Regions from separate parts of the Homo sapiens genome. Here region 2 is linked to region 1. The links are chromatin contacts, found by Hi-C or POLR2A ChIA-PET in ENCODE. All regions are on one chromosome and are shown on one strand. The core of a region is the stretch at or near the end of the contact, and the rest is flanking DNA. Distances in the headings are between cores, read along the strand shown.

Region 1 (3,449 bases), core at 443-2,942:
ATAAAATATGGCCTATCTTCAGTTTTCCCAGTTTTGATACAGAAAAAAATATAAGAAAGATTTTCTATTTCCTATAACTATAAAAGCCCACTAATAGCACCAGCACAGCCACCCCTGGGCTTCACACAGGGAGTGGCAGGAGCTGTGCAGATGGAGAGTGCATACTGGTGTGAAGGGGGCAATGGATCTCAGCTCCAGCCATTGTCTTCATGCAGGAATTTGGGACCATTTTACCGGATCCTCCCATTTCTTCAAGAGAAGCCGGAAATCTGGATTTCTATGTGAAATCTCCCACTTTTTTATGCTGGCAACTAATTTTCTTTAAACACTGTGCCAAACAAAACATACCTGCAGGCCAAAATCTACACCCTCTGGGCTGGATTTCAATGTCTCTTAAACTCTCAACAGAGAGCATCTTACTGTTTCAGTTCAGGGTAGATGTCTACCCATGGTCCCATCGAGTGGGGTCTGGATATGGAATCAGCTAGAAGAAGCATAGTCTATGCCCATTCTTTCAGCAGGGACTGTGGGCAGGAAACCATTTCCAAAGAAGCAGGCATGAGTTGGTGGCCATACAAATATATATGTTATATTGATAAATATAAAAACAGGAGATTCTGGGGGACCACAAGTTTTTACAAATTAGGCTTATTTTAGGATAAATTCACCCTTGTTAGTGTGCAGTTCTGTGAGTTTTGATATACATATGCAGTCAAGTAACCACTCCCACAATTAAGATACAGAATAATTCCATCACCCCCCAAATTTCTTGTATGCCCCTTTATAGCTAGCCCCTGACCCTAACCTCTGGCAATCACTAATATATTCTCTTTTTCTATAGGCTTGCTTTTTTTCAAAATGTCATATACATGGAATCACACAGTTTATAGCCTTTTGAGTCTGGCTTATTTTACTCAGCATAATGCCTTTGAGCTTTAACCATGTAATTTCATGTATCAGTAGTTCATTCCTATGTATTGCTAAGTAATTTTCCACTGTATAGATGCACCACAGTTTGTTTATCCATTCACCAATTAAAGCCATAATCAACTTCCATGTAGAAGTTTGTGTGTGAACACAGTTTTAATTTATTTGGGGTTACTACCTAGGAGTGAGATTCTGGGTCTTATGGTAAGCATACATTTTACTAAGAAACTATAAAACTCTTTTCCAAAGTGGCTGAACCATTTGACATTTCTAACAGCAATATTTGAAAGTTCCCATTGCTCTGTATCCTCTCCAGTACTTACATGCTCAGCATTTTGGTTTGGTCTGGTTTCATTGTTTCTGAGCTCTTCTGATAGATGTGGAGTACACCCCCATTTTGGATGAATTGTGCCAAATGTGTAGACCATCCTCAAAATCTAAGGTCTCAGTAAAAACAATTAAACATGATTTCTGATATAATGTCTTATCCTTGAAAACCCTGACCCATCCATCTTCAGCACATTCACATGTGTAATAAGGTAAGTGATTTTTAATTCCACCAGGTTTAAAGACCCCTGACGTGACTTATTGCCATTCTGCTACTGAGCCTTGAGAGATTATGGTAAGTGCCAAGAAAAAAAAAATGACTTTGAACTGCTCTTTCACCAGTTAAAAATAACACTGAAACCAAATGTAAACATAAAAGAAGTGGTCAGATTCGGGTTACATATTAACGGTGTTTGGTCAGGCTGGAGCTGAGGCACAGCAGCAGAGAATGCCTTTTACTTATCACTGTTTCCAAACCTCCCTACCTGGACTAGGCTTGACTGGATTTACAAGAGACCTTTTGAAAAGATGCAGAGAAGGCAAGCAGCACACATTTCCTGGTAATAAATTTTAAAGGTTGCTAAAACATTCCAGAGATTTTCACTCAACATTCCTCTGGCCAACACATCTGCAATCTGCCAATCCTTAAAAATAGGTGTTTTTGCATTTTAATCTCACAAACATCTTTGAAAATGCATTTCTTCTCTGCCCCTGTGTTGGACAAATCCAGCTTTTTCCATTTTCTAAAAACCACAGAAATATAATGCTGCTTAATTCATACAAGACTGAGCTAACTGGAGTTAAAATAAAATTTCTGAGAGTTTGTTTGGCTCACTCTTCCCTACCAGATGATTCCATTCTTAAAACGGTCCTGTGATTATATTCTCTCATTACAGAGGTGTCCAGAAAAAAAATAAGGAGTGCAGTTCTGAAATTATATAAAAGCAAAATTATTACTCTAAACGTAAGAGCTGTGATAGATCGTGTCATTGACCATGGTTCTTTTCCCCTGACACACACGTCCCCACCACCCACCCACTGTATCCATATGCCTTTTGCCATATGACTTTGCAGCTCTCCCCACTAAAGGGGCAGCCATGCGATTTGCTTTGGCCAATGAAATGAGGCAGTAGTGGTGGTATCCTAGTTCTGAGCCTAGGTCTCAAGAAGTCTTATGTGTTTCTGCTTATCCTCTTATACCTCTGCCATCACCATGAGCCAAACATCCCCCAAGTAGCCCACTGGTCCCAGGACAAGGAGGGAGACATGAAGCAGAGCTCATCCAGCTGCTGCAGCCCCACTTGACCCAGAGACCTACACTGGGAAGCAGAGCTGCCCAGTCAAGTCCAACCTGGATGTGTGGAACCCCAGCCAACCTGATGCATGAGCAGTAAGTGTCTTTTTTAGCCACTGAGATTTGGACTGGTTTGCTTAGAAGCAAAAACTAACTGATATAAGTACATCCCTGAATTGTTGGCTTTACCTAAATATATATATATATTTATATATACAATATAAAAAGATACATAATATATATAAATATATATTTTATATATATATATATATATATATATCAGTTACTTAGCATTTTAGAACTCTGCATGCTTTCTACATGAGGTTACTTCCAAAGGCAAAAGGTGCTTTAAAAAATTGTAAAAGGAGAAACTTAATAGAAATACCAGCGTCTGTTGGAAGAAAATCTCTCATAGTTCCATGTTGCCTCATTCTGCAAGCAAGCCAACTCTTGATCCCCATCACCCCTGATGGATGGGGCTGGAGTTGAAGTTGCTATCATGCCATAGACTGTTCTATGTACAATTCTTCCTCTTGCATCATTCCGCTTTCTATGGTAGTGGTCCTCAACCAGATCAGTTTAGCACCCCAAAGCATATTGATAATATCCAGAAACATTTTTGATTGTCACAGCTGGGTCGGAGAGAGCATATTATTGGTATCTACTGGGTAGAAGTCAAGGATGCTGCTAAACCCTACAATGCACAGGACAGTACCCAACAACAAAGAAAAAATCTGGCCCAAAATGTCAATATTGCCAAGGTTGAGAGACCCTATCCTCTGATTTAAGTTGAAATTATTTTTTGATTCTTCCCCCTTATAAGAGTATGTAAGTTTGAGGAATTGCATGACAAGAGCTTATTAAATACAGAAAAAAAATCCTTTTTAAAAAAATCCAGACC
Region 2 (3,449 bases), core at 350-2,849, 820 kb before region 1:
AATGAAAATTAGATTGATTTTTCCTCTTCTGAATGGACCTTCCCAAATTTAAAACTGATTTCAAAGATAAGCTGGAAAATAACCTAAAGTCTTCATCAATCTATAATATTTCATTTGCATGCAGACTTCTTGGATGAAAACACAAATTTTCCAGATAAAAAGCCTTTGTGTTCATTTTTACAGTGACATATACAATAAAATTTTAATTATTGTTATATAATGTTCTAGAAAAACACAGAAGACATCTCATAAGTATGACTCCTTCCTCTGGAGAGGTGGAAATGGGTCAGTCTTTATTAACCATAGTGGAACAACAACATGGGGACAGAAAGTGAAAATGTTTCTGCAATTGTCTACCTTTCCAAATATACTCTGAAGACAACTAATTTTTGTGAATGACTTTCTTGGTCAAGAAAAAACATTAGGGGCCGGGTGCGGTGGCTCACACCTGTAATCCCAGCAATCTGGGAGGCCGAGGTGGGCTGATCACGAGGTCAGGAGATGGAGACCATCTTGGCTAACACGGTGAAACCTGTCTCTACTAAAAATACAAAAAATTAGCTGGGCGTGGTGGCGGCAGCCTATACTCCCAACTACTCAGGAGGCTGAGGCAGGAGAATGGCATGAACCTGGGAGGTGGGGCTTGCAGTGAGCCGAGATTGTGCCATTGGCACTCCAGCCTGAGTGACAGAGCGAGACTCCGCCTCAAAAAAAAAAAGAAAAAACATTAGGTCACAACCTATTTCAGTACAAGAACCAGGCCCTCTCTTTCTTTATGTCCTGGTGCTAGTCTTTGTGCGTACAGGGTATTTAGTATACTGCAGCTCATGGGGCTACTCCTACAAGGTCACCATGAGTGGCTGGGGAGGGTCATCAAGAGGAGGAAAATGGGAATGACAGTTTCCATTTATCGTACCATCCTGGTAGGCTAGGACCATCAAAAATATTGTTTCCAATTGTCATTGAGCAAAAAGTACAAAATCAGGGCCATGGAGATTACATAATGTGTCTATATTCACACTCAGAGACTGATCTAGGACACAGAATAAGCCCATGTGATGTAGCTAGAGAAAGTGTGCACAGTGCTGGGCAGTGAGGGGAAAAGTGAGAAGAACAAGAGCTTCAAGTACAAAGACATTTACACGAGGATCCAAAGCAGTACCTAGGTGTTATGTATGTTTTTCTCAGTTAACGCCATACAAGGTGAGCCTCCAATTCTTATCCATAAAGTAGCTGAGGCACAAAGAGCTTTAAGTAGCTCCTCAGATATCAACTCTGAAATTCTTCTCTCCGGTGTTTTGCCAAAGGACTACACTCCTGGAATCTAGCTAGATAAACTAAAATTTTAGACTTTTGTGGAAAATAAAATTTATTTTTAAGTCTTACAAAGATAGCTTTATTAGTCACTTCCTCAAAGAAGACAACCACACAGATGGATGAAAAACTACAAGTGCTAAACTTCTTAAAGTAATTGTGACTCATTTCACATTTGTATGTTTCTGTTCTTCTTTTTGGGCTTTCCAACCAAATGTTAGATATCAGCTGGTGTGACCTACCAGAGAATTCACAGTAAAAGGCTGATCCATGTTGTCTTATCTGTGAAATGAGGATGTTCACTGTTTCTTCTCAATCACTTCATCTGTTTCAAAAACAAGAAGCAGAACTAAAGTTATTTTTTGAGACCCAAGTTTGAAATCCCAAACCCCAGGGTTATCTCTGCCTCAGACAAACAGGAACAAATTGAAATAACCTATATAACCTGAGTGTTTAGAGAGACTGTTGGAAATCTCTTCCTGAAAATACAAAACTGCAAGTGGTTATAGTTTCCTGAAGCTGATCTTTAAAAGTGAAGGTGTGAAAATAATTCACATTTGACTGACACCCAGTATGAATCTGCTGCGGGATACCTTACTTAGAACTCTATGCAAGGTTATAAAGTAGGTTTGCTTTCTTCAAAGGAATAAAGAAGATAATACTGATTAGAAGCATGGACTGTTAAACTTAGAGCCAGTCTGGATTTAAACTCAACCTTAGAACTATAACAGGCAGAATTCTAAGATAGCTCTGTGATTCCTGCCCCTTGATATCTGTAGGTTTGTGTAATCCTCTCCACTTGAGTGTGTTTAAGACCTGTAGTTGGCTTCTAACCAATAGAAGACAGCAAAGGTCATGGAATATTATTCCCATGAATATGTTGAATCACATGACAAAGATGAAGAGATATTGTAGATATAAGAATCCCCCTAATAATGTTAAGCTAATTAAAAGAAAAATTATCCTGAGTGGTCTGGATCTAATCAGGTAAGACCTTTAAAAGAAGTAGATTCTCTCCTGCTGGCCTTAAAGACTCAGCCACCACAAGTTCCAAAGCTGCAAGGAAATTAATTCTGCCAATGATCATACAAGCTTGGAAGATGACTGCAAGCCTCTGATGAGACTCTAGCCCATGTCAACAAGTCAATTGCTGCCTTGTGAGACCATGAGTAGAGGATCTAGATAAGCTGTGCCTAGACTCCTGAACCAAAAAGCAGCAAGATAATACATGTATATTTAAGCCTTTAATTTCATAAAAATTTGTAAAGCAGCAATAGAAAACAAATATGTTTAGCTGTGTGACTGCAGGGAAGTTATATAGCCTTTCTGTGCATCTACAAAATGGGAGAAACAGTGGTTCCTACATCATGTGGTTGTTCTAGGATCAAATGAGTTAGCACATAAAGTCTTTAGAGTATCAATAGCTCCTAGCATATAGTCAATATTTTATCAATGTTAGCTATTATTAGAATCTTTATTTTATAGTTGAGACAACTGAGGCTCAGAGAAGTCAAGTGAATGTACCCAAGTTTAAATATTAATTCAATAAATATTAGTAATTCCCATCCTTTTTATGCTAGTTTAGGTCAAGCTCTGTATCACCACTTTCCACTTCTAAATTTATTTTGTCCTTTATACCCCATTCATCACTTAGATGACTTTGAACATGGATCTTCTCCTCAGTTCCTCACTTAGGAAACAAGGGGTTAAGATGGATTCCTTTCAGTTATAATATTCAGTGATTCTAGAAATCTCAGAAGTAGATCAATCAACAGCTCCAGTGCTATTTTCTGGCCTAAATCCATGGTGGAGGAACCCTTCAAGAAAAATTACTCTTGTATTCCAGTCTTTCCCCTCCATTGTCTCCAGTAATCCCTGGGGTAAACATTGAGCTCTAAGCCTGCAGGCTAAAAAATGCCCAAGAAAGAAAAAACATGGTTCATCACAGTGTAGTTTAGAAGCTGAGTTAACAATTTTGGCACCACTGAATGTAGGCAATCCCAACTGAGGAATTAATACTTCTCAGTGAGAAGAAATAAACCAGGAAAAAAAGACGTTAAAAGCGTTAAAAAGACAGAGCAAAGGCTTATGGGGAATGTGAAGCCGGGGAGGGAGGGGAACAAGAAAACACTAGT

Evidence for each region. A loop is a pair of places that touch in the nucleus more often than their neighbours do. ChIA-PET counts read pairs that join two places held with the same protein, here RNA polymerase II (POLR2A). Pooled maps may share reads with other maps.
Region 2: a map with no recorded cell type shows a loop between it and region 1 (5-fold over the local background). The contact joins two enhancer-like sites. A Hi-C loop is called at or near these places in 1 of 37 single-sample maps with no recorded cell type and 5 of 50 pooled maps. POLR2A ChIA-PET finds 5 or more read pairs at or near these places in 1 of 52 experiments (activated CD4-positive, alpha-beta T cell).

Annotation. Positions count from the first base shown.
Region 1 is chr10:88,078,579-88,082,027 of GRCh38, reverse strand. It overlaps LOC105378415 (a long non-coding RNA gene), which reads left to right. Exons shown (of 6, transcript XR_007062225.1): 5 at 1,491-2,644. Among named protein-coding and RNA genes, the nearest start is that of PTEN, 220 kb to the right of the region's middle. RefSeq lists an enhancer at 1,522-1,816. Within about 2 kb of position 1,692, at least 3 of the 41 ENCODE cell types and tissues checked have a DNase peak (open chromatin) inside an H3K27ac peak, as active enhancers do.
Region 2 is chr10:88,899,846-88,903,294 of GRCh38, reverse strand. STAMBPL1 (STAM binding protein like 1) reads right to left here. Exons shown (of 11, transcript NM_020799.4): 2 at 1,557-1,639. The coding sequence starts at 1,586. Among named protein-coding and RNA genes, the nearest start is that of STAMBPL1, 21 kb to the right of the region's middle. RefSeq lists enhancers at 1,110-1,209, 1,340-1,389. Within about 2 kb of position 1,599, at least 4 of the 41 ENCODE cell types and tissues checked have a DNase peak (open chromatin) inside an H3K27ac peak, as active enhancers do.